2 separate regions of the Mus musculus genome follow, and region 2 is linked to region 1. The links are chromatin loops, found by intact Hi-C in ENCODE. Cell type or tissue: gastrocnemius. All regions are shown on one strand. Each heading gives the region's core, and the rest is flanking DNA. Links, peaks and the distances in the headings are about the cores only.

Evidence for each region. Peaks named below come from ENCODE experiments on the same cell type or tissue, not always from the same donor. Only the 100,000 strongest peaks of a DNase experiment are listed, where the experiment ranks them.
Region 2: a loop joins it to region 1, with 2.1 times the contacts of the local background. A loop is called at or near these places in 2 of 42 quality-filtered maps.

What each region holds. Positions count from the first base shown.
Region 1 is chr4:86,540,701-86,551,883 of GRCm38, reverse strand. All of the region lies in intron 1 of Saxo1 (stabilizer of axonemal microtubules 1), which reads left to right. Among named protein-coding and RNA genes, the nearest start is that of Saxo1, 12 kb to the left of the region's middle. In gastrocnemius, for the core only: a CTCF peak has its summit at 6,049 (motif pointing right); no DNase peak of the experiment used is centred there.
Region 2 is chr4:86,329,047-86,340,229 of GRCm38, reverse strand. It overlaps Adamtsl1 (ADAMTS-like 1), which reads right to left. Exons shown (of 29, transcript NM_001368621.1): 17 at 3,213-3,392. Among named protein-coding and RNA genes, the nearest start is that of Gm33730, 110 kb to the left of the region's middle. In gastrocnemius, for the core only: no CTCF peak of the experiment used is centred there; no DNase peak of the experiment used is centred there; H3K27ac peaks cover 2,606 bases.

The DNA.
Region 1 (11,183 bases), core at 1,197-9,196:
CTTGGCAGACTGGAGTGGTTTACAAAGGTTTAACAGAACTAAAAACTATTGTGTGTACATCTAGGAGCGGGGACAGTTTCCTGGAGTTGGTTCTCTCCTTCCATCCTTATGAGGCTTCGGGTATTGAACTTAGGAACTCAGGTTTGTTTGACAAGCACCTTTGCCTGCTGAGCTATCTTGCCTGCCTGGTTTACAAGGGTTGTTCACTGTTTACTCATGGGCAGGCCCTCTGCGCCTTCCGGGGCTGCCAGTGCACCCCCAGGGGCTTCCTGCACAGGAGCCCAGCAGCCACTATACTTCCCATGTGCAGACTGACGGGAACAAGCATCAGAGAAATGTTTATTTGCAGGCATCCGAAAGCCCCTCATTCTGTATTAACAAACTGAATTTGTCATGTCAGAAATGAATCCAGTTTCGGTGTGTGCTGGTCAATTACTTAATCTCAGAAATGTTACCCCTTACTGGATGATTATTTTTAAAAGTCACCATCTTCCCTGCAACTGCCACTTTTGTCTTGTAAGTATGACGCCGTTCCGCTCAGTTCCCCACATAAAGTTTACCTACACCCCTGGACAGAAATCCAACCCGCAAAGCAAAGAATCAGCGGAGCACTGCAGCCTTTAATGCTGATTTAAGTCAGAGAGCAGCCGGGGCGGAGAGAAAGAACCAGGTGATGGTGAGCAGAGCGCGGTGAACTGTGAGCCTTACCAGTCTGTTCAGAGCCCTCAGCATCCTTGGGCTCCGTTGTCTTTTTTTCTTTCCTATGCCCTGACATTATATGAAATCAGATCACCCTTTATTACTGTGTGTGCATGCAGAGGATAACTTGAAAGCGCCGGTTCTCTCTCCTCCCACCACGTAGGATCTGAGGTTTAAACTCAGGTCCTCAGCTTTGGCAGCGGGTGCTTTTACCCACTGAAACATTTTGCTGGCTCCACTTTTGGGGTTGGAGAGATGGCTTAGTGGTTAAGAGCATTGGCTGCTCTTCCAGAGACCTTGAGTTCAATTTCTAGCACCCACATGGCAGCTCACATCTGCCTGGACCTCCAGCTCCATGGTATCTGACACCCTCATGAAGTCATACATGCAGGCAGAACATCAATGCACATTAAATAAAATAAATGGTTAAAAAATGAAAAGACCCTGGGGTTTTATTTATGGTAGTGAAAGAGAGACTTGTTCATCTTGCTGAGCCTGCTGGTGGCGTTTGAGTGGGGCAGAAGCTGGAGGTTAATGAGTTTAAGGTTAGCCTGAGCATCATAGAGAGACTCTGGTTCAAAAACCCAAAGCGATCTTCAGATAGCGCTCTATGATAGTGACTGTTTAGGCTCTGAATCTCTGTCTCCTGTCTCTGAAGGTGCCTGAAGACTTCTCGAGTCTCTGATGGTAACCTTAGAGGGGAGAGAAGAAAAGGCGAACTGTGTTACAGAGCTGGGAAGAGATTTTTCTGATTTTTCAGTAAACTCCTGAGTGATTAGCTAGCACATGTGTCTTTCATGGGCCCTGAGGACTTTTGGGCATATCTGGCTTGCTTTCATAATGCACTCAGATTTTCTCCACACATCAGCATCTGTGGGTGCTTCAGCTTCACAGTACCCCATTTTATATCACTGAAGACATAAATTACATTAGTATCCTGTTTCTCCATTCCAAAGAGAAGAGGCCTGCTTTGGTCAGCCTCTGACACAGCTCTGCTGGCATCCAGGGTCCTTCCCATGGCCCAGTTAGTGGAGCTCTCAAAGGCCTAGGGTTCTATAATTCCAGCCAGTGTCAGAGATGCTCTCTGTACAAGACCGTGAGTTGGGAAACAATCAGAAGAGGAATCACTTGGCTTTGCTAAGATAACTCTCTAGATAGTGAAAGACTGGTTGGATAGAGAATAATCAGATGGACTCTCAGCTTACTGAACACGTGGACCCAAAGAGCACTGACTGATGGTTATTGGCCTTCTTGGAAGAGTATCTCAGGTGTGAGGCAACAGGGCTTATTGCTAGTGTGTGTGTGTGTGTGTGTGTGTGTGTGTGTGTGTATGTGTACATGTCAGAGGGCAACTTGCTGGAATCTGTTCTCTCCTTCCACCACGTGGATTCTGAGGCTTGAAGCCTAGTTGCCAAGCTTGGCCGTAAGCATTTCTATCTGCTGAGCTACATGGGCAGCCCATATATATAATATATATATATCACGTGTATGCTACAATGTACAGAGGGGGACTTGAACTTGGCCCAGTCTTGGTCACATGCTGACATCTCATGCATAAGCAGCTCACTGGCTTCTGTAGAGGGAGGTGGACCCTTTTCTACCACAAGATTAACACCGTGGGAATTCATCGAAAGAAGGGCATCAGATAAGAGGCAGTTAAAATATAAACTTCCATGAAAAGAATTTATGCCTAATTTTATACCACATAAGCAGATGAAAGGCTCGAACAGAAGTTCTCATCTGTGACACACATGGACATTTCTGTCCTTGGGGCCTGTCTTGTGCAGCTAGTTTTGCAGGATGCTTAGCCACATATACCTGTTATTAGATGCTAGTGACATCCATCTGATTATGACAACCAAAAATGTCTGATGGGGAGAGGGCTCAGTGGATGAAGAGACCCTTGTTGCCAAATTTGAGCACCCGGGTTTGAATCCTGGGACCTACATGATAGAATGAGAGAACCAACTACTGCCAGCTGTTCTCTGATCTTCACATGTACCTCTGGTGCCTAATGTCTCTTTAGGGAGGGACAGAATCACGAAAGGTTGAAAATTACTGGACTAGAGGCATTCCCAAGCCATAAGGATTTGGTAGTCATACAATGGTTGCTTTATTCATGAGAGTTAGATCTTATTTGACTGTTTTTGTGCCATGATGATAGACTTAACCTGCACATGAGTGCTTGAAGGTACAGGGTCCCCAACCTTAAATGTCCCTAAGAATCCCCTGGAAATCTGCACCTGAAGGACACAGATTTATGGGTCCCGTCTCCATATTCCTTTATTCCACGGGTCTGAGGCCCAGGCACCTGAGTGCTTGACCCATTATGCTTGAAGCTTTGGGCAGTGGATCGATTCTTCAGAAACATGGTGCTAATTCGACAAAAGCATTAAAATAACCTCAAAAACAAAAGACATGCTTTGTTGACAGAATTGGTGAGATTTTCAGATTTCCATTCTTCCAGGATCTTGATAAAAAGAAGCAAGGTGAAGACGCTGTTTGTGGTCTGGCAGAGTGCTTAGAGCTAGCTAGCATTCATTACTCTCCGGCCCCATCAGCGAGAAGTGTCTTCTCTGTTTTGAGCTCTTGACTTGCTCACTCCTTGGGGAGGAAGTTTGGCCTCTCAAACTACCAGTTGCATTGCTCAATCCCCTCAGGGTGGTTTTAGTGCTTCTAGGACCTCACAGGACCATTCTGTGATCTCCACGACAGACTTCCTCACCCGCTGTGGAAGCAAAGAGCACCCGCTCAGCACCCCACGCTGCGTTTTTCCCGTGGGGCCTCAAGGGTGGGTAGTCTTACAGTGCAAGGAGCCTCAGCTTCTGAAATTCCTGTGACAAAGCTGTGTCCCTTAAGTGTTCATGTCTCCACCTCTCAACACAGCAGTGCAGAGGCACTCACGGGTGCTCACCTGAGTGTGTGCACTTGTGCGTTTGTGAGGGTTAACGTGTGTGTGTGTGTGTGTGTGTGTGTGTGTGTGTGTGTGTTGTATGTGCACGAGGAGGCTGGGGGGATGATGGGTACCCTTCTCAACTGCTCTTTCTTTCTTTCTTTCTTTCTTTCTTTCTTTCTTTCTTTCTTTCTTTCTTTCTTTCTTTCTTTTTTTCTTTCTTTCTTTCTTTTTTTCTTTCTTTCTTTCTTTCTTTTGATTGTTTTTTTAAAGCTACCTATATACAGTATGATTTTTCATTTTTCTAGAGCTTGCTTTATATCTTTTTAAAAATTATCATATATATATATGTATATATATATATATATACACACACACACATATATATATTACAGTCCAGTCTTTCTTCCCCTCCTGTTCTGCCCTCTGACGGTTCCTCAACCCATTCCCTCCTCCCTGGTATTCAGGAGGATGTCCCCTCCCCGAGCCCTCACCCAGCCAGGCCGTTGACAAGGGTTATGTGCATCTTCTCTCACTGAGGCCAGACCAGGCAGTCCTCTGCTGTATATGTGTTGGGGGCCTTAGACAGCTAGTATATGTTGCCTGGTTGGTGGCTCAGTGTGTGAGAGAGTTTGGGGATCCAGAGTTGAGACTGCTGGGTTTCCTATGCGGTTACCCTCCTCCTCGACTTCTTCTTGCCTTTCCCTAATTCAACCACAGGGGTTCTTGACTTCAGTCCATTAGTTGGGTGTAAGTATCTGCTTCTGCCTCAGCCAGCTGCTTGTTGGGCCTCTCAGAGGGCAGCCATGCTAGGCTCCTGTCTGTAAGCACACCATAGCATGCCCTCTCCATCCTCTCTCTCACCCAGTTCTCGCTCTCCATCTACCCCCAATGGCTGTTCTATTTCCCCTTCTGAGTGAGATTCCTGTGCCCACCTTGCTATTTAGCTTGCTTTGTTCTGTGGGTTATAGAACAAATATGGCAAATATTCACTTATCAGTGAGAAAATACCATATATGTTCTTTTGTGTCTGAGTTACCTCACCCAGGATGATATTTTCTGGTTCCATCTATTTGCCTGCAAAACTCATGATGCTCTCGTTCTTTTATTCTTTTATTATTTTATTTTATTTTATTTTTTGTTTTTTTTGAGACAGGGTTTCTCTGTATAGCCCTGGCTGTCCTGGAGCTCACTTTGTAGACCAGGCTGGCCTCGAACTCAGAGATCTGCCTGCCTCTGCCTCCCAAGTTGCTGGGATTAAAGGTGTGCACCACCATGCCTGGCTAATGTTCTCGTTCTTAATAGCTGAGTAGTATTCCATTGTGTAAATGAACCACATTTTCTGTGTTCATTCTTCTGTCATGGGACATCTTGATTGTTTCCAGCTTATGGCTATCACAAATAAGACCCCTATGAATATAATGGAGCATGTGTCCTTGTGTCATGGTGGCGCATCTTTTCAGTATATGCCCAGGGGTGGTATAGCTGGGTCTTCAGGTAGATCTATTTCCAATTTTCTGAGGAACCTCCAGATTGATTTCCAGAGTGGTTGTACCAGCTTGCAATCCCACCAGCAATGGAGGAGTGTTTCCTTATTTCTTGAGACCTAGAGTTCACCAATTTGACTAGGCTGATGGACTAGTCAGCCCTAGGAATCTCCCATGTCTGCCTCCCCAGTACTGGGGCAGCATGCACAGGCCGCTGCACTCAGCTCTTTTACACAGGTTCTGAGGAAATACTTTACTGACTGAGCCATCTAAATCCCCGCCTTTCAGTTCCATTTCCACCTCCTTCCTAGCTGGGATTGCTCATGGTGCTATTACAGTATCATTAAAAAAACAAACAACAAACAAACCATTAAGATCATATGACTTGGGTAATTTAAATAGCCCCTACCCTACCCCCATCCTATGAGAACAGAGTCTTGCTATGTACCCTTGGCTGGCCTGGAACTAGATATGTAGACCAGCTTTACTTCAGACTCGTGGAGATCCGCCTGCCTCTGCCTCCCAAGTGCTGGGATTAAAGGCGTGCACCTTCTAGATCTTTGCCTATGACAGTTCTTCATTGACTTGGGGTAGACTTAGAATTTACCCCCATGTGTCCTGTCTCCCAGACTCACTGGACTGTGCTGGCTACACTGATGTTCTGGCTGCTGACAATACTCTCTAAATTAACTACTCAGCGACACCAAACCACTCGAATATGGCAACTGAGCAGGGCCCAAATATTTTTTTTCAAATCATTAGAATGGTGTTTAATATCATGCAACACCTTCTGGGTTAAAGTCTTGAGTTTCTGGATTCTCTTGAAAAACCAAAATGACATGGCGGTTGTGTGCCTGTCTTTGTAAGAGGTAATGGCCAGGTGATACCCTGAGAAGACAGGCAGGCTTTTCCCAAATTGTTCTTGGAGAAAAGTAAGGGGGAATACCCAGGAAGTTTTTCCTCCTATTTCCCACAAGAGGGCAGTCTAATCTCTAAGACAGTAGATGCCTCTGGCTTTGTAAAGCTGCAGATATGACTTTGGTGAAATAATTTGTTCAGGCACCCACCTAGGTTTGAACACAAATCAGAATACAGCGTGGGCTTTGCTCTTTACGTCCATATTTTCACTGACTCCTGTCCTCGGGCCTGGTGCTCTGCCCCACCTGCAGCTCCCGAATCTTAACAAGCTTCTGTGTGAAAATCAGAAGGGGGACTTTTTGATTCTGTAGCGTCAGAGCCACAAGTTCAGCTGAGAGGGCAGCTATAAGAAGTCTAACAGGGGCCTTGTAAGGCAGGATTCTTTTTAGGGAAACACCCCAAGCCACAGAAATGGTCTCAAAGCCTAACATCTCTCGAGGCACTGTTTTGTGTTTCCTTTTTAGCTAGAGTCTTCTTCCCTGGTCTTGATCTATGTAGTTGAAGGTGACCTTGAGCCCCTACCCTCTTGCCTCCCACCTCCCAGGTACCAGAAACAGGCATTTGCTACCACATCAGGTTACCACAGTGCTCCAGATGGAGTCCGTGGCCATGGGTGTGCTAGGCACACCGTCTACCAACTGAGCTTTGTCTCAGCTCTTGGTGGTAATTCTTACTGGTGGAGAATCCCGAGGCAGAGCACACAGCCACAGGCATGCCCTGACGCTAACTAGGCCCTGAGGAGATGCTATGTAAACCCAGATGCTTGTTAATTCAGAATGAGACACATCTGCTGACGAGACCCAGAAAACTCAGTTTTTGCTAACTAGCATATTTTAATTTCAGGGAAAAAAAAAACCAACCCAAAACAAAGAACAAAACAAAAACAACCAGAAGTTAAAATATAAATTAGAGGCCCACACAAGGGTGGTGATATAATCTGACATTGAGGGTTCCTGTGATGTATCTAAGCCCTACACCAAGGGACTCAGAGTTTGTGGCGGCTCCCTTTCTCTGGCCGCGCTACGGGTAACTTGTTGTAGCTCCTTGCCTCTCTGTTCTCTGGCCCCACCTCTCCACATCTGTCCAGATGTACCTATCATGAGCTCACCCCATGAACTCATAACTAGGTATTCTAGATAAAGCTAATATTAAATTGGGTGTACTGGATATTATATATGTGTGTGTGTATCCCCATACATGCGCATACACTCTTGTGTATATATATGTATATTCATGTACCATATATTCATGTAATATATATTTATATAATATATATACAATATATATGTAATATAATGTAATATAACTTGTTGTGTATCCTGTTTTCACCCTAGCTTCCACCACGTTGGTTGCCCATAATCACAAAGGACCCTGACTCAGTCTTGGGTTTTACATTTTTGGGGTTAGTTCTGGCCATGCTAAGACCTTGAGTATCTATTGACATTTTTGCTAATTTTTTATTCATAAGCTTACTTGGAAGGATCTCCATGGGTCCCAGTGCATCTCCTTCTGTTGGTTATGTTAAAACCATCTCTGCCCTGCATTTCTAACGCAGCAGTTGCAGTGTTTGGTTGACAGTGTGTCGCTTCCATCCCTGCCTCCCCAGTGGGAAGTGAGAGTGGGCTCAGATGCCTCATTAAGTAGCTTGATAGGATTTGGAGAAATAGGGCAGTTAGAAATGAGTTATTTGGTACTAAAGTGCAGTGAAGCATGTATTTAAATGCCTATTTAGTGCTTCAAACCTGGCTTTGGCTCATGGTGCTGTTAGGAGAAGTAGGAGACTTAGTTCTATTTTTAAATCTATGCAACTGGCTGGCCATGCAAAACAGCTAGAGCAGTGTGGGCCACCGCTGTGCATAAACCTTAGCCATCTTGAGCTGTCTTTTGTAATCTTTTCAAGAAGTCCTTAATATTTGAAAGAGATTGTGTAAGGCAATGTATGTAAAATGCAAGCCCTGAGCTTGGTGTGCGGTGGAATGTCCCTCATTCGGCAACAGCCACAGTAATTGGGTCTAATGAAAGGTTTCCTTTCTGTAGTCTCACAAGAAGGAAGACTTTCCAGACCCACGGATCCTGTTAATCACACTGAAAGTTCCTAAAACAGCTGTGTATGTATACTGATTTTTTTTCTTAGATACTCCTCAAGATGGAATTATGAAGCTTTGATTTTGTTTACTTTGTAAAAATCTGTCATATGAATATGATGTATCGTGATCGAATTCACCCTTCACCTTCTCACCCCACCTCCTCAGGATCCCATTCTCTTTTGTGTTGTAGCCCTTGCGCTGTTCTCGCCTCAGTTTGCTTGCCATTTTGTTTCTTTTGCTAAGACGGTTTCACTGTGTGGCTCAGGCTGGCTCCCACCTTTGTGATCCCTCTGCTTCTTGGTACTGAGGCTACAGCCACTTGGTTTGTGATTGCTTTTTACCACAATCCCCTACTTTTCCTGGGTTCAGTTTAGGCTGCTCTCGAACTCACTGTGTTAGCAGAGGCTGGCCTTGATTTCCTGGTCTTTCTGGCGCCACTTCCGCTGGGGCCGCAGGTATGTGCTTGTGACCCTGTCTTTGTAAAGTGCTTCTGTGAAAGTATTTGTAGAGGGCTTCTGGAAAGCCAGCTAACCGGAGTGTATTTCTTCATAAAGAGTAAAAAGTACAAAAGAGTTTCAACAGGAGTCCAGAGTGAGGCCTTAGGGGTGGCTTGAGTGTTTTGGGTGTTCGGAATCCTTTTGCTTCGGATCTTGTTGCTGTGTTAGGCCTTCTGGAGGTGTGGTCTCGTCTAAAGGGGGAATTCGTCGGGAACCAGAGATACACAGACACAGTCTGCAACCCCTGGATCGTCTTTACTTGATTCCAGAAGTGAGCTTTATAGGAGACATATTCAGAAGGATGAAGAGTGTGGCTTCTAACCCCAATGATATAGCAGGGGTACCCACCCACAGCACGCAGCACTGGTGGTTCACATAATGAGTATAATGAGAATAAAAACCAAAACAAACCTCTTTAACAGTCTTCGACTCTTTGGAAGGTGAACGTACTCTGGAGTGATGGGAGTCACACGATTGGAGGGGGCTCTGGCTTTGGTCAGGAAAGGGTGTGAGGATGCCAGGATCCTCACAGCTGTTTTAGTAGGCAGAGGGCACCCACTTGGGGAATCGCACCACGAGAAATCTGTTTTCCCTCGTGTTTGTTCCATTTCATCCTGTGTACTCCTCGCAGTTGCAGATGCCAAAGCGTGTCGGTTACTTCACAGTTTCCACCTGGGGGCTCTGGGGTTTGCATGAAGCCAAAAAGCATCTGCACTTTCCCGGTCTGCCACATCTGAAAACTCAGGGCTTCTCTTTGGGCTGTTTATGTCATCACTGTGATGTCTCTGGGTATGGCTAGTCGAGTTTTCAGTTTCAGCTGGAGCTGTAATCTCAGAAGTGTGGAGACTCCCTTTGCTTAAAGACCAAGGTCATTCTGGGAATATTTTTTGCTTGTGCTGGTTTGGGGCATTTGAGTCAGTTTTGAAATCCCCCTTTTGTCTTTTGCAATTTTGCTGCTGGTTTTCTTGTATTTTTCTGAATGTGGATTAACAGGAACAAAAGTAACAAAATAAGTCGGAATGTTTGTTTCTGCAGATGCGCAGAGTGGCTTTAGTGTAACCCGGTTTGCATGTTTCTTTTATTCTCTATCATAGATGAAGAATTATAGGCAATGAGGATGGATTCAGTTCTGTCTAGTGAAGACGCTGGTTCAAATAAAGTGTATTTACGTTCACACAAACGGGGGGCCTTCACCGTGGCATACATTTGCTGCATGGGTCAGTTTGCATATCTTGACTAAGCTGATCTATCAGTTCTGTTGACCAGTTGCCTTCCATTGAGACTGGAGTCTAGGTGCTGTGCAGTGAGTTGCTGAGCTGCAGGCCTGCTGAGAAGAGCTGCCACAGAACTGGCCTGCTTGCCAGACACAGCTGCTCCCGAATCTGTTCTTGAAAAGGTCCCTTCCCACAGCTAGGTCTTTCCTCTCCCCTCCTGATCTGTTGCTCTCATCCATGTCCCATGTAGTTGGGTTGAGGGAGGGTGTTGTGACACCCTCACAGGAGGTAGGAAGTCATGAGACCTGGGACTATTTCTTCCTGCTCCATTATGGTCTTCCCCTTTTCTGTGGCCTGGTTCCCTACTTGTCATCCCTCAGGAGCTCAGAGGCTCATGGCTTGTCTAAGAGATCTATGGAGTTATGACATCCCTTCATGTTCCCTGGTTCAAACTATTGCTTCCTTTCTTGATTTCAAAACTCATTATTTGCATGCACTTTAATTTATCTTATTTTTTTTAAATTCCATATCTCTGGCTCTTAGAACAGTGGTAAATAGTAGGGGTTCATAGTACTTGAATGTGTGAACAGATATTTTAGTCTATTGTTGGAAATCAATCTGACTAAAGTAAGCCCCATTACAATACAAACGACTAGTCAGGGAAGACTGCTCAGTGGTTGCAGTAGACACGTATGAGGACCAGAGCCGGGATCTCTATAACCAATTAATTGCTGTCAGTGAGGTGGCCTGCCTTCTACAGTTCTAGCCCCAGAAGGCAAAAGCAGGAGAGCCTTAGAGCAAGACTAGTCTCAGAAGTGACTAACTTTATAGGGGGGTGGGGAGGCCTTTGGGTTTGACAGAGATCCCTTGCCACAGTAAATAAGGTAGAAGAAGGATCGAGAGATGATTGATAGGACATCGACTTCAGGCCTCCAGATGTGTATACATACATGTGTACCTACATACATGTATACCACACCTATAAGAAAATGAAAAAGGAAAAAAAATCCCATGACCTAACTGCCCCAAATCTTTCATCAAGATCACTTCAAACATTTGAGGGAATGCACTTAGATTTATGACATTTGTACCACTGGTTTATTGTTTCAAAACAACAACAAGAAAAAGTAGGGCAGTAATGAGATGGTTTGGCTGTAAAGCATTTGTGGTCAAGCCTGAGGGCCTGGGTTTGATACCTGAGACCCTCAAGGTAGAGAGAATGAACTTGAGCCTGAAACTTGTCCTTTGATCTGCACCCAGGTGTGTGGCACAAATGTGTGCGTGCGCGTGCACGCGCGCGCGCGCACACACACACACACACACACACACACACACACACACTTCTTAAAAGTAAGTGAAAGTTCCAGGATAAATGTCAAATAGTTTCC
Region 2 (11,183 bases), core at 1,446-9,445, 210 kb after region 1:
GACCTTTCATTTTCAGACAGGTTTGGAATTGGTCCACAGAGCAATGGGAAGCCGTGAAGGAGGGAGTGACATGATGGAAGAGGTGTATGAGAAGGTGGATCTGGCAACACTGTGCTGAAGGGAGGAGAGGGGAGGGGAGGGGAGACGGAACGGGATGGAGGGGCTGCTACGGCCTCTGCTTGAGATGATGAAGGCCCCGAACCTGGGTCATGGCAGCATGCCAATGGAAAGATGACAGTAAAAACAGCTGAAAGCTGTCTTACACTTTGAAATTTTATATGTGAATACATTGAAATGACACTGGCCTGTGGGACAGATTGTGACAGCTGCCACCCACCCCAACAGAAATTCAAGATGCCAAGGACCAGTGCAGGTTGAGAACAAACCTCTGCTCGTGTTGCCTGATGATTACGGGCTCCAGATTCTATTTGACACCTGTTTGACCATAAATGATAGTACCAGATCCAAGCATCCAAGGGGCAAGGAGTCGGACAGCTTTAAAACATGGCTGTTTTTGTTTGGTCAAGTGGAAAAACAGACCATTAGCCAGACTGCAGGCCAAGGTCAGCTGTGACTTTGGTAGTCTCATTCCTTCTCTAGCATCAAGCTCCACCTTTCTAAAGTAGTGAAGCTAAGCTGAAATCAAGTCTCTCAAGCCATGCTTGGTAACCATGGTGAGGAGGCGATGCCGGGGCTGCTTCTCAGTGATGGCGACTCCCACCACTGGAGACCTGTCACCCCACTCCCGCTTCCGCTTTAACCATGAAGTTCTCATTTTGTTTTAGATTTAAAAATGTGTGTGGTGTGTGTGTGTGTGTGTGTGTGTGTGTATGTGTGTGTGTGCGCACATGAACTCTCATTTGTTCACTGCATGTGCAGAAGCCAGAAGATGACATATAGTAGTATTACAATATGTCACTCTCCACATAACTCTCTTAAAGGAGAGTCTCTCTCACTGACCCAAGAAGCTAGGCTAGTACCAGTGAGCCCCAGATGTATCTCTGGGAGATTGTGTCTCACTATTTCCAGCCTCTCTTCAATGCTAGAAATTTCCATTCATGAACCCTGATAGCTCAGAACTTTAGATAAGGGCTAAGCCTTCATACTTTACCAAGTGTGTCATTTTATTTCCTTAGGGAGAAGAGCAAAGCACAAGGGAGACCTAGAATATGACCCTGAGCCCAGCCATTGCAGGCAATGGAGTGTTTTACCTAGATCCTTCTTTCTCCTGATAATGAACCCAGAAGGTAGGGAACAAGGGTTAAGGTAAACTAGACACAAGTACTTCATGTGTCTCACTTAATCAAGACTCTGCCTACATGATACACTCTGTTATCTTCATTTCAAATACAGTCAGACTAAGGGATAGAAAGATGAAGCAATGAGCTTCATGCTGTATAGTTGCTAAGGGAGTGAGAGTTTAGAGCCAGGTTTGCTTGTCATTGTGTCTGAACTCTTAGCTCTATAAGATCCTGTTCTAATGGTCTACTTGGCTTAATATGATCTGGTTCAGTGGGTTCCTTCCTTTGGTGCTTAAACCAGAAGGGTCCTTCTTTTAAATCACTTTTTAATGACTGTTCTGTGTTCAATATCCTCCAAAGGCCACAAATGTCAGAGGATGGAGGGGTGGCAATTATTAGACATATATAGTCTTCTCTCCATTGCCCATCCATGATAGCCCATCACCCAATCGACACTTGGCCAGGATGTTGTTGCTTGGCACATACACCAGGGCTCTTTTCTGTGTAGGCATTTCTTAATATGATTTATTATATTAAGTAATAATGCCTCCCAAATCAACAGTTTTCTGTTGTTCTTCTGTGTTGCCTGCTGATTAGGGACTCCAGATTCTATTTGACATCTGTTTGACCATTAATGACAGTACCAGATCCAAGCATCCAAGGGGCAAGGGGTCGGACAGCTTTAAAACATGGCTGTTTTAGTTTGGTCAACTAAAAACCACCAGCCAGCATGTCTGTGTACACACACCTTTAAATATGTACACATTTTTCTCTTCCCCTCCATTCTTGTATTCTGCTGAAATACAAACTGTTTCTGGAATGCCCAAATAACCATTCTCCTTTTTATCCTGAAACATCTGGGGTGAGACACAGCCAGAGGTAAGTTTACTAATAGATTATGATGGTAGTTTAGGTTCTTGTACAGCCCCACTTCCCACAGCAGGCACTATCAGATGGACTCTCAACAGCCTGGTAATGTACAAAGCAAGAGTTCCGTGCTTAGAAGTCAGGCATCTTTATTTCCTCAGGCTTCCTTTTCTGTCTGGAAGAGAGTGTTCCTGTGACACACATTTAAACCACCAGCAGTTCCAAACTGAGTTGCATGTTATACACTAAAAAGCCAAGGCAAGAAAGAGAAGGGTCTTGGATATGATTGGGATGTACCAGTCTTTCTGCCAGTTGCTGAGTTTGCTTGTACAGCAATGATTTTTAGACTTCTCTGTGGAAGACACTCAGGTCTTTGAAGCTGGGTAGTTAAAGGCAACTCAAAGAGAATCCTGGAGCTGAAAGCAGTCCGGGTGACTTTTTAACTCTGGATGTAAATGGATTCATGCCAGTGTCAAAACAAGAATTACTCGGAGAAGCAGGTTAGCTGGAGGTTAAGTTTGGGATCCCTAACTCCAGGCACCATCTGGAGCTGAGAGCGCTGAGCCACCACTTTCCCCAAGTACACAGCAATGGGGAAATCAAGTTCTCTTGCTGGGAAGTTGTTCAAGTTTTAGAGTCAGGAAACTAACAGTAAAGAGGCAGGATTTCCTTGGCCTTCTTTTCCTAATAAATCACATCCTTTATTGTCCAGAAACTTGGAAGAGAAGAACCAGGGAGGCCTTGCCCTTCCTGAGCAGAGACTGGAAAGAGCTGGGAGTAGGACGTGGGAGCATGACTGTTGGGAGAAGGGGCTAGGTGCAGAAAGACGCGAAGAACTCTGGGTTTTGGGGTTGTCTGAGGGAGTTCCCATTTATAATCACAGGTTTCTGATGTTCAACTGTTAGGTAAGGGCTGGCTGCATAGCCTAGGTCCCCATAATAAAATCAGCCCATAGCCTAGATATTATGCATCCTACCATATAGACTGATGGCATTACAATATGCCATTCCACACTGTCAGGAGAGCTTTTTGGTCTCTTTTCTATTGTGTGGGATGATTTCTGTCCTATGCGTTCTCTCACCCTGAGAAGAGAAGCATACCTACCTCTGACCACTCTGAGAGAAGCCACTCACTGGGGCAGTCATCTTTCTTGCACCCTTGGTGGGAGGTTGGTTTGGAGGCAGAACAGAAGGTCTCTGGAAGCTCCAGGAAGCTGCCGTCAGCCATACGCTGCTTGCAGAGAACATCACGTTTCTGAATCCCTCCTCCACAGGTCCTGGAACACTGGGCAAGCAAAGCAAAAAGGGTCAGCACCGGCAAGGATCCTGATCACGACCTGATTCTTGGTGGAGTAAAGAGCAGGGAGGTGGTTTTTTCGTTTTTGTTTTTGACAAACCAGGAGTCAGGTCAAAGGGCTTTGCTTCTTGTCTTTGCAGTGAATTATGTAGCAAAGATTTTGTAGCTCCCCACTTGTAATCTCAGGTATTTAACTTGAGCATCCAGGAATTCAGGAGCCCTGGAATCTTAGAAATTTGCCCCTGAACTGTGATTTGTAGCCACTAAAGAGAACTGGTTTAAAAGGTTAGTATAATAAAGTGTTCAACATATTTATGATCCAATGAAAATAATCTGTGCAGCTTCCAGCATGAGGAAGAGGGACCTCCTGCCATCAGAATCAACCATCAGAAAAAAATTAATTTGCAGAGAGAAAGGACTCTCCTCTCCCCCCACGTGGAAGCAAGCACTCACTCAACCACACTGGGCAATGGGAGATTTAGGAACCAGGTTTCTGAAGAACTCATCTGGACTGGTGATTTCTAAGGGCACTGGGAGCCAGAGGCGCTGAAATCTGGTATGCAAGAAAAATAGCCTCATGTCAGTGGTTTTCAGAGGGACCGCAGTAAAACACTTTGTTTACATGGAACTTAATCGTTATAATCTGGCTGCTTAAGGCAGGAACGAGGCCTCCTGGGGCACAGACTGTTGGCTTTCTCCAAGTATTTGTCCCTTCCCTTTTAAGGGCCCTCAGCTTTTAGCATGGTACACGGTTTTCTGTATAGGCTATATTTGGCAAGCTCCCTTGAAGGCAAGCACAGCCACTGGACTAAACGATGGCCAATGGGATATAAACAGATGGATGTATGCGATTTCAAAGACCTCAGCTAAAGAGAGACCCACACCGCTCCTTGCTGCCAAGAATTGGCATGGGGTGCATGCGATATGCAAATGGGGTGTGAGTGATATGGAAAAAGATAGAGTAGGTTTCATTGTTGACTGAGAAGCCCTGCCTACCTCTTCTTATGCAAAATACTCTTTAGTCTTTGAAGCCACTATAATTTTGAGATTTCTGTTACTACACTCTGATAGAACCCTAGTTCTTATATGCTAAACCATGGCTTTGCTAGGTTGGTGCAGCTCAACCAAGACATTTCAGGGTGTCCTTTGGTTTCTTAGGAACAGTCTCTAGTTATTCACTTGCTGCCCTGGTTGTTTGAGACATTTAATCTAGGTCCAAAAGCTGAGAGTTTGCATTGAAGGAAAGTAGCTCCAACAGGCTAGATGTCACCCTCCTTGGTGGTGGTCTTATTAGGTAGCCAGTAAGATATTAGGGCTGAATTGTACCCCTGCTCTCACCTCAATCAACTGCTCAGATAGCCAGGGGCAGGAACTGCAGGACTTTAGTTATTAATCAGAGGAATCCGGCCTGAGTCCTGTCAGGAAAGCCATTGACTATCTAAACCTGGTTCCAGCCTTATAAGACTACTATATAGAAAGGTGATAAACTAATTCATACTGTTGCCCAAGTCAAGGGATTGCAGAGATGGCTCAGGACTTAAGGACATTGGCTTTTTTTACAGAGGACCTAGGGTTTGATTCCTAGTGCCTACATGGCAGTTCACAGGTATCCTAGGTTACCTAATCCCAGGTAAGTATTGTATGCAGATAGTCAGACAAACTTGCAGGCAAAACACTCATACAATAAAAAAAAAATAAAATAAAAGACAGAAAGACAGACAGACAGGAAGGAAGGAATGAAGGAAAGAAGGAAAGAAGGAAGGAAGGAAGGAAAGAAGGAAAGAAGGAAAGAAGGAAGGAAAAAAGGAAAGAAGGAAGGAAGAAAAAAAGGAAGGAAGGAAAGAAGGAAGGAAGGAAGGAAAGAAAGAAGGAAGGAAAGAAGGAAGGAAGGGAGGGAGGAAGGAAGGAAGGAAGGAGAGAAGGAAGGAAGGAAGGGAGGGAGGGAGGAAGGAAGGAAGGAAGGAAAAAAGGAAGGAAGGAAGGCAGGAAGGAAAGAAGGAAAGAAGGAAGAAAAAGAATCAAGCCAATCCAATGGGCTTGTCAGTCACTGGACAGTAAAACAACCTTCAGGAAATCTATTAATTCTAGAAACTTTAAAAAAGTACTTTTTTATATACTTATTAACGTGCATGTGTGTTTGCATGCATGCGTGTGCATGTGTGTGTGTATGTGTGTGTGTGTGTACAGGTATGCATATCATGGTACATATGTAGAAATCAGAGGGAAAGTGTATAGAATTGTTTCTCTCCTACACTTAAGTGGCTCCTTAAAATCGAACTCAGGTCAGCAAGTGGTTTTACAGGGTGAGCCATGTTGCTGGGTTTCAGAAACTTTAACAATATAAAGTTTGCTGAAAAATGTAAGTTGATACAATGGTTTCTGGCCATTGTCACTGTGACACAGTGAGTGTTTTTCTTTGCATTGATTCCTTTGGCCATTGCCCACTTGTAAGAGTCAAAGTCAACCTGTAAGCGTGGCCGTAAGCTCCAGGGCAAGTTAACCGCCTGGAATGCTGGAAGTTGTAGTTTTTGAAAAATGACAAAGCCACATGGGAAATACGGTGGCCTTGTGTTTTGCCCTTAAAAAGTCCCTACAACGAGTGACTCTTTACCCCTCTCTGGGATTCTAGAGAGTGGGTAGACCTTACCAGAATCCATCTGTGTCTCTGCATATCCATCTGCCCATTTGCCTGTCCACCTATCTACTTAGCCGTCTAGTGATTTAGTAGTACTGGGATTGAACCCAGATACTTTCCTGCTGATCTATATCCTTAGACGGCATTTCATTTTTAAAATAGAGCTTTCTTCCTAGTGTTGAGACCGAACCCAGGGCCTCACGCTTGTTAAAGGATGTGCTCTGTCATGGAGTCATATTCCCAGACCCAAACAGCAATTTTGAATAGCTCTCCCATCAACCTGTTAAACACACAGATGAAGAGATTTTACTTTTCTTACTGCTCATATTAAGTATATGGGATTTGGACTCAAAATATTCTCCAGTATTTTGGTTATATCTTTAATAAAATAATTTAGAATTGAAGGAGTTCATCTCTAGTGTGTTTCCTTCCATATAGTTTCCCCACTAAACTTCATTTCATTCCTCATAATGTTCATTTGTTTCCTCATAATCACTGGCTGGAGTATGAGCTGAAAAATACAGTGCCATTTTTTTTTTTTTTTTTTTTTTTTTTTTTTTTTTTTTTTTTTTTTTTTTTGGTATTTTGAGACAGTGTTTCTCTGTGTAGCCCTGGCTGTCCTGGAACTCACTTTGTAGACCATGCTGGCCCCGAACTCAGAAATCAGCCTGCCTCTGCCTCCCAAGTGCTGGGATTAAAGGCATGCGCCACCACACCCAGCTTCTACCATTTCCTAATAGATTCTAGAGGCATGTGATATCTTTAAATATTTATATCCTTGAGAGTGCAGTGAGAAAAGTAGATGTCTAGTTCATAAGACCATATCCCTACAAACTCTAAGATGATGTCAAACCACATTTTTTGTTATTAAAGATTAAAATTTAGTCAAGACACCCAAAGGCCTCCTGAATTCACCAGGCATAATGATGTATGGAGATATTTGGCAGCTAGTATATGCAGAGTCCTAATGGTCATCTGTTGACTGATAATATAGTAACTTTCCTATTGATGTTTGTACTTATATGACTGCAGAGCACTTCAATGATTAATAGCTACATTTTTCTCCATTCAAATATTTTTTGAGGCACATGGGATCCTGTTCACTTTGGATATACTCCAAAATTAAGCAAGTAGGTGAGTATAAACAGCTATTAGATTCAAAGTGTTCAACTAGAGTTCCTTATTAAATGTGAAAAATGAAATAAGAGAAAAATGTAGGTTTGTTTTCTCTTTCCTTCAAACTTAAGTTAGTAGATGGTGAAAATAATTTGTCTTACTCCAAGTATCTTATAGTGTAACCACTCTTAAAATAAGGGGTAGATTGTCAAGCTCCAGATAGGACCTGATTAAAGGACGGTCCTCAGATAAATTATCCATAACCTCATGCAGAAGTCTGCAACAGCACAAAGACAATAATAGTTGTAAGGAAGAATTTTAAGATCACCTGGGTGCTTTATATATACCTTAAGCTTCAAGGAGATTCTGAGCACCCACAAGATAAAGACCAGGCTCCAGAAAATGCCTTTATGGGTCCTTGCACTCTAGACTATGGCAATCTTACTGGCTTATTCTTTAGACTCTACCACGTACTAGGGCACTAGTTGCAACAGACAATTCATCCTTCTTTGGGCACACAGGCACTTCTGCCTCGGCTTTTGATCATGTTATTCACTACGCCTTTTAGCTCCCTGCTCACCCATAAACTTCTAAGGTATCCTAGAAGGCCCAGCCCCAGGCCATTCCTTCTCAGAGCCTGTTCTATTTTCTGTGGCTCTTGGTGAATGGCTCCCTTCCACCACACTCTGACTTAGGATGGGTACCTTATCTCTTCCAAGAATGCTCAGAGCTCATGTGTCTGCTATTTCCTCTGTTTCCCTGAACAGATCTAGGATTAGGGATCTTCTGAGAAAAGTTCATCTATGTACTCCCCAGTGCAGAGTGTAGTGTCTGGCAAAGAACGTGCGGCTCATAAATGTTCCCTGAATTGATGACTGGGTGACTGAGAAGACTCTAAATGCAGATGCTTCAAAGATATAAAGCAAACATCCAGCTGTTACAGATCCTTCTTTTATCAGACTGTTTGGTCACTCCAGGAAGCTGTGTCCCCACAATAGGAATTGGCTCTTCTTGGCATTCTGACATTCCAGGCATGGGAGAGGACCAGATTAATCAATCCTTCCTTCCTATCTATCTATCTATCTATCTATCTATCTATCTATCTATCTATCTATCATTATCTACCTAGCTATCTACCATTGCTCTCTCATTATTTACCTATCTGCAAACTCTATGTATGTATGTATGTATGTATGTATGTATGTATGTATGTATGTGTCACTCATCTATCTTTTACCTATTATTTATGTCCAGATCCTGTTGCTAAAGCTTGTATTATATATGCTTAATAAATTTCTCCAGTATGTTTACATAGATGAAAACCTGTCTTTATAGAAGATGAACTTTGACATCAGGAAAGCCTTCAGAGTCTATGGTAGCTTTGTGACCACGCGGAGATGGCTTGGTGAAGCTTCAGTCCTTTAAGTGAGAGTTAGCAAGCAGAAAGGAAAATGTAGACAGAGGAAAGAAAGCAAGGGAAATGTAATAAAATTAAATGAAAAATACTTGTCCTCATGAATCATCATTTAAGGTCACATTCTGGTATGAAAAGGTAAATCTCTGGTAAGGGATATTTTAAAATATATGCAATAAAGACAAATAATAAAGATACCATTTATGCTGCATATATTAGCTGCCATACATGATTCATGGCAAGGCCGTGGCTTCATTATTTTTATAAGAAATTTAAGAAATATACAATAAAGAGACCACTTAAAGGCTATATTCTTATACAGAAATATGCTCATGTGACCTGTATTTTCAAAGATTTCCCCATGATTAGCATGTCAATAAATTTTGACTACATTGATTTTTAAAAAATGTTTCACTTGGTAGTTTAATTTAGAGTTGAGTTCATTTCCTTGGTGCTTCAAGTCATATTACTGCCCTTAATGCAAAATGACATTTATGTTCTGTTTCTGGGATACGATTTCCAGGTTTAACATGGTATGAACTGCTTATTATGCTCATAACTCATTTCACCCTCTTTTTCACTCAGTCCTACTTTTACCAAACATTTGGGTACCCACTGGGCACTACGTTAGATGCTGAGGATTTTAGACGAATTTAAGTGGTTATTATATTATAGGGTTCTGTCATCTAGTGAAGGAGAAAACTACTGGAAAACATGAAAAACATGATCAGTTTTACCAAAAGAGCCTACATTAAATAGCGCAACTACATTGTTATGGATAGGTTGGGAGCAGTGATGCAGAAGCGGCAACATGAATAGTTAGCTAGGAAAACAGGAATGGGGACAACATCTAACCATGTAGGCTTATATCGACATCATGCCCAACTATGGCATGGCCACATAGCTCCAAGTAGGCCTGAGGATGAAGCATGGGGGTCACGAGACTTCAGTGTCAGATGAGGGACAGATAGAGAAATATAGTCTTTAAAAAAATAATCCTAAAGCCCTGGGGTATCATCTGAAGGGGTTTTAAAGAAAGATATAACATGATGAAATTTGTAGGAAATTACTTAGACAACATAGACCAAAGGGTTTCAAAGAATACTGCCCAGTGAGATATCAATTGTTATTTGATGTTTAAAAATTTCCTCTGAGATAAAACTGTCCCATTTGGGGTGGGGGTTGTTAAAACACAGGAAGTTAAAAGAGAAGTAAAACAGTTGAGTGTTCTAAGGGGTGGATATGGGGATCGGTGTGGGATGGGGTGAAATATTTTATCCTAAAGTAAAGCTGTTAAGTTTAGGAAATGAACAACTCAAAAACCTCAGGAAGTCCCCTAAACTGATCAGATTTATTAGACCCTCCAAGAACACACAGCTGTAAGGATTGCTGAGAGAGATATTCTTAGATAAACTGAGCTTCCTGGAAGTAGAGACCAGCCTAGTAGCCTTGAAGAAATTCAGACCCACTGAGCTACTGGAAGGGATATTTTCCAACCTGTTGAAATGCCTGCAGGCTGTTCAGTGTGCACATAGATTTGCAGGTTTGATGAGCTGTCACCATGCTGGAGTGGACTTTGATGATGCAGCTGTCTGAGGACTTTCTGCTTCTATAAGTAATCTTTCACCCACATGCCTATAAATACCAACCAAAGTCCTTGTTTTACTAATGGACTTCAGTGGTATTAGTATGTTGGTCTACTCTACCTGACATAAGTAGATTTTTTTGTTGTTGTTCATATCTCCCCAGGGAACATCTGTTACATAGAGTATTCCACGGAGGAAAGACTTCTTGATTAAATTTGCCTATGTAGCACTGCATGCTATACCTTTATTTGATGGGTCTCAGCATATGTCATCTTAAAGGCCTAATAGAAGGTTTATGTTAAGAAGGCATTGATACCAGATTGGGAAGTCCAGAGTGAGAGTTATGAAGAGAATTCTGCGGTTAATGGTTATCATAGTTGGGTTACTGATTGTGAGAACTTGGACCAAGGCTCAGGGAGGAAGCCAAGAAAGCAAAGAATGAAGATGGGGTTGCAGGAAGTGGAATTAAACCAGACATGGGTGTTTGCTGAGTGTGAAGGACACATGAGGCTGAGAAGAGCTTCAGAGAAGGGATGGCTAGATGGTGGTGACAGCACATGGTGGGGATCCATGAAGTTTGCTGGAAAGGGTGGCCAGGTATATATATTGGGCTTAATGTAGATCTTTGGGGGTTGAGGCAACTCAGCAATGTAGGAGACTGGGAAATTTCATGTATAGTGGAGGTCAAAATTGAAAGTTAGAACTTGGAGAAATAAAGGAATATTAGGACTCAAAATTCACCAAGAAACACTGTTAAAATGAGGGCATCATTTTGTAGAGCATCGCCACTTTGTTCATTATGAGTTAAGCCTTCCCAACTGTAGAAACATAGGGTTCTGCAGGGAGACTTCTGGGTTAAATAGACTGGTACAGTGTAACACCCAGGCCCAGCAGGATTCAGAGTGGTTAGGCCAAAGAGCTTTCTGCTAGTAAATAAAAACAAAACTATTCCACATGTGAAATCTGACTTTTGATCTCCAAGCTGTTATATTTATTGCTGCTTCTAAAGATAGGATCAAATATCCATT